Linked DNA regions of Mus musculus: region 1 is linked to region 2. The links are chromatin loops, found by intact Hi-C in ENCODE. Cell type or tissue: gastrocnemius. All regions are shown on one strand.

Evidence for each region. Hi-C counts contacts between places; a loop is a spot of excess contacts. Peaks named below come from ENCODE experiments on the same cell type or tissue, not always from the same donor. Only the 100,000 strongest peaks of a DNase experiment are listed, where the experiment ranks them.
Region 1: a loop joins it to region 2, with 4 times the contacts of the local background. A loop is called at or near these places in 22 of 42 quality-filtered maps.

What each region holds. Positions count from the first base shown.
Region 1 is chr4:144,877,318-144,879,817 of GRCm38, reverse strand. It overlaps a transcript of Vps13d not described here. Among named protein-coding and RNA genes, the nearest start is that of Dhrs3, 15 kb to the left of the region's middle. In gastrocnemius, a CTCF peak has its summit at 970; no DNase peak of the experiment used is centred here; H3K27ac peaks cover 397 bases.
Region 2 is chr4:144,764,509-144,767,008 of GRCm38, reverse strand. Gm25938 (a small nuclear RNA gene) reads left to right here and starts at 1,217; the gene lies at 1,217-1,382. In gastrocnemius, a CTCF peak has its summit at 1,096 (motif pointing left); a DNase peak (open chromatin) is centred at 1,089.

The DNA.
Region 1 (2,500 bases), 110 kb before region 2:
CACAAATCCCAGTTTGCACTGACTTGAAGTCCCCCACCCCCACCCTAAAACCACAAGCAACTCCCCAGAGTGCTGAGGGTGGCAGTGTGGAGCTGTGTCCTTGTCACCAAGAGGTGTAGGAACAGATCCATTTTTTTTTTTTCACAATTGATTAGGGAGTTAAAAGGCTGGGGAAGAAATCATGCATTTCACTTCAGAAAACAAGTTCAGCATGAGCCAGAATGAAGCAGAATTGGAGTTTATTAACAGGAGACCTTTAGGCGCTGGAGACAGAGGGCTTACTGAGTAAAGCAGTTGCCATGGGGATCTGTGTTTGGTTCCCTAGGACTATGTAAAGGCTGGGTGAAGTGGTATGTGCCTGCAATCTGATAGATGGGGTAATGGAAACAGGCAGATTCCTGGATCCACTGGGAAGCTGGGCTTAGATGAATTGGTGAGCTTCAGGTTACTGAGAAATGCTGCCTCAAAAACTAAGATGGAGGATGGCTGATGAAGACACTCAGTAACTAACTGCCTCTGGCCTCCACACACATGCATGTACCTGCATGCATACATTATACACACATTTGCATGGACACATATAATACATATAATACACATATTTACATGGACAGTTAACACACAGACACACAGACAGACACACAGACAGACACACACAGACACACACACTCACTCTTGCTAAGAGATGTTTTTTTCTCTCTTTCTCTTTGATGACTTGGATTGTAGGATGGCTCCAAAGAGATGTCTAGGTTGGTTTTTCCTCTGTTTTAGAAATATATAATTTATTTTTATTTTATGTTCATTGGTGTTTTGCCTGCATGTATGTGTGTGTGAGGGTATCAGATGCCCTGGTACCAGAGTTACAGACAGGTGTGATCTGCCATGTGGTTGCTGGGAATTGAATTCAGGCCCTCTGGAAGAGCAGCCAGTGCTCTTTACCACTGAGCCATCTCTCCAGCCCCCTCTAGAGGTATCTTGGATGGACCTACAATCTGATAAGATAAAACTCTGGTCACAAGGGGCTAAGACATATCTTGATCTTTAAATGGCTTTCCTGTTAAGTTTGATGGTATAGAGATACTACTTCTGTTTTCCTGTGTGTGTATGTGTGTGTGTGTGTGTGTGTGTGTGTTTGGCACATGTATGTTTAGGTGTGCTTGCCCTCAAAAGCACATGTGGAGGCCAGAGGTTGGCTTCAGGATAGCTTTCTTTACCACTTCTCCACGTTAAATTTTGAGATAGGGTCTCTTCAGTGGACTTGGAGTATGCCATTTCAGCTAGGCTGGCTGGCCCCTAGAGTCCTCCTATGTCCTCAGTGCTAGGATTATCGATGTGCCCACTATACCTTGGTAGCTCACAGCTTTACAGCCGTGTGTCCTCCAGCTCCTGTGTATTTGATATATGTGTCAGGCCTCCATGAACACTTGCACTCATGCATGTGTGCAATGTATCCATGTTCTGCCACACCGCTGGGGTGTAGAAGTGCCTCTGGGGAGGCGAAACTCAGGGAGCTCTTGACTTTGTTTATCCTGCACCGATAGATTATAGGGAAACACCGAGACACTGCTCAGGGGGTGGGAAAACGTAGCCCAAGCTGAGGAATTTAAGTTCCTGGGCATCCAGTTGCTGCTGGAAAACCACACAGAGAAGTATGGCCCGATTCGAGGCCGGGACTGGGGACTCTCAAACTCTTGGACATATAGGCATCTATCTCTGGGTCTTGAGGAGTTGGGGACCACCGACAGAGGCTGATGACAAGCCAGGGAAATGGGAATTCCAGTTTAGCTCATTGGTGATTGTCCTTAGCTTGGTTGTGGTTCTCTGAGAGCACAGAGGGGCTTCCTATGGGAGGTTTAGATGGAGCATGGCTCAGTATTCGAAGGCCTTCTCCATACTCTCCACAGTAGTTCTTGATAAAAGGGACAGTCCTCGGTTCCAAACTGATAACTGATTGTTCATCATGGGAAATGGGTCTATACCACCTTCTTATGGTGAATCAGAGATTAAATACCTTTTGCAAGAAAGACTGTCTGGGAAGAAGAGCTTATTAGCTAGACTCTCGGGGCCTCTAGATACCTGATTAGCATGGAGAACTCTGTTTTGGGCTATGTGACCACAGGCCATGTTTCCTTATGTGGGAATTGTGGCATGTGTTCTGGGCCAGGAATCCGGCATGGAGCAGGGAGCTGCCTACCATTTCAGGTGGGTACCTGGTGCCGAGGACTCTGGATCCTGCTCAGCCTTATGGAGTTTCCTGGCACTGTCTACTATCCCACACTCATGTGTGCATACCCATACGTTGATGTATAAAATAATTAAAAATAATAAAAGTAGAGCTGGCCATGCCTTTCATCCCAGCACTTGGATGATAGAAGCAGGCAGATCTCTGAGTTTGAGGCCAGCCTGATCTACACAATGTGTTCCAGGACAGCCAGAGCTAAATAGTGAGGCCCTGTCTTGAAAAAAATAAAACCCAACCAACCAAGCAACCAACCAAACA
Region 2 (2,500 bases):
GAAGCCCCATTGTCACGCTCCTGTTGATATTTGGGGTAGTATATCACCCATTATGTGAATAGTTGTTCGGCAGTTAGTGGGGCTATTTAGGGAGTTTACAAGGGGGTGTTGCAGCCTCACAGGAATGAATTACATCACTAGGGGTAGACCTTGACATTTTCAAGTGTAATCACACCATTTATAGTCTTCCTTCATTTTCTTCCCTCCAACCCCTCTCATTCAGCTCCTTGCATGTCCCTCCTCCTAATATGACTTGAATTATTGGCCTCATTTTCTATGAGCATCCTTGTTACGTTTCATGTATCTATACCTGCTGAGTTAGTTTACTGTTGCTTGTATATACATGATTTCAGGACTGACCACTGGTAGAGTACAAATAATTAGGGCCTTGTTCCTAAACTAGACTATCTCTCTCTCTCTCTCTCTCTCTCTCTCTCTCTCTCTCTCTCTCTCTCTCTCTCTCTCTCTCTCTCTCTCTCTCTCTCTCTCTCTCTCTCTCTCTCTCTCTCTCTCTCTCTCTCTCTCTCTCTCTCTCTCTTACTAGTCCTTACTTGTCTGTAGTTCTTTGTCTAGGGGATGAGTCCCCCTAAAGTATCTTCCTCTATTAGCCAGCTTCTTGGTGCTGTCATTATACAGGTGTTGCTCAGGAAAAGATTTGTCTTATTTGTAATTATGTGTGTGAATGAGTGTCTAAGTAGGGATCTGTGCCTGTGAGTGCAGGTGCCTGTAGAGGTATAGGATCCCTTAGAGCTGTGTTTATAGGCATTGTGAGCCAGTTGACATAGGTACTAACAACTGAACATGGGTCCTATCCAAGAGAAACATCTGTTCTTTACCCCATATCTTCTTTCCAGCCCTGAGAAGTAAAAATACCCAAATGGTAGTGGGCACTTCATAAAAGGACCTGATACTGAATCACACTTGAATGTATGTGTTTCTAGTGTTTTCAGGAGAACCCAAGATGTGGCAAGAAAATTCATAGCTAAAACATGCATCTATTTCTCTGAAGACAGGCTTCAGTGTCCCTGTCATATATTCATCTTTCCTACACTCTCCGTGGCTTTCTCGTTCTCTGTAGAATGATGCCACCTTGTGGCCTGTGTCTCTTGTGCTAACAGCATCACTGTACTTCTTTCAGTAGAGCAGCTCAGCTTCTGTTGAATTTTGTTAGATTTCTCTGGCTTCTGGAATTCATTTTTACAAATAAACTGGCTTACAAATTACCTAAGAGGGAAGACATCATGACCATGAGTAAAGTGCCCTACCCAGGGTGAGGCTTATCCACTGCACTCTGGGTATGCACACCCCTGGTATTTCCCTAAAAGTGGGAAACTATACTGTATAATTTTGTTAATGGAGAAATGAATTCCCACTTTCTCCTTAGTAAAACTAAAACAAATGCATTGGCTTAAAACAACACATGATTTCCCTTGCGTTCAGGATTTGAGGATGGAGTTAAATGGCTGGTTTTCTTCTAAAGACTCATGTGGAGAATTCGATGTCTTGTGTATAGTTAGTTCTTTTGTATAGATAAAAGCAACAGAAATAAGAGCCTGACAGAAAAACTATCTAGTCCCATTTATCCTTGGTGGCTTATAGCAGTTTTCTGTTTTTTTTAAAGAGATATATGCAGTGAAGGGACTATGTCTGTAGAGTTTGCTCTTGACTGGGTTGACTGGGGAAGTACTGCAAAGTTGGTCAGCCAACTAATTCGTGAACATGGAATGTCTTTCTTCTTGTAGTACCTTCTTATACTCCACCTGTCTTTTTTCTTTGCTCTATCACTATTAAGCATAGCCTCTTTCGTGGATTTTAGGAGGGCCAACACCCTGAGAGAGGCAGCCTGTCCCAAGCACATTTAAATAATATATTTAAACATATATTATTTTTATCGTATATTATATACTAACCACAGTTTACCCCCCTTCCTCTCCTCCACATGCCTTCCCTCCCCTGCCCCTCCACCAGATCTACTCTTCCTATGTTTCCCTTCAGAAAAAGAGAGGACTTCCAGGGATACCACCTAAACATGGCATATCAAGTTACAACAAGACTAGGCACATCCCTTCATGGTTAGGCTGGATGAGGCAATCCACTAGGAGGAAAATGGTCCCAGAAACAGGTAAAAGAGTGCAAGGGGCCAGACAGTGGTGGCACATGCCTTTAATCCCAGCACTTGGGATGCAGAGGCAGGCAGATTTCTGAATTTGAGGCCATCTAGGTCTACAGAGTGAGTTTCAGGACAGCCAGGGCTATACAGGGAAACCTTGTCTAAAAAAACCAAAAAAAAAAAAGCCCCAAAACAACCAAAACCAAAAAAACCTCAAACCCCCAAATCAAACCAAACCAACCAACCAACCAACCAAACATACAAACAAAAAACCAAAAAGAGTGCAAGGAACCATCCCTGGCTGAGGGCAAGGGTTGGAACCAATAGATTCAAGAGAAGCTAAAGAAGACTCAGACACAGGACACCATTCAGCTTTGTTCCATGTGAGAC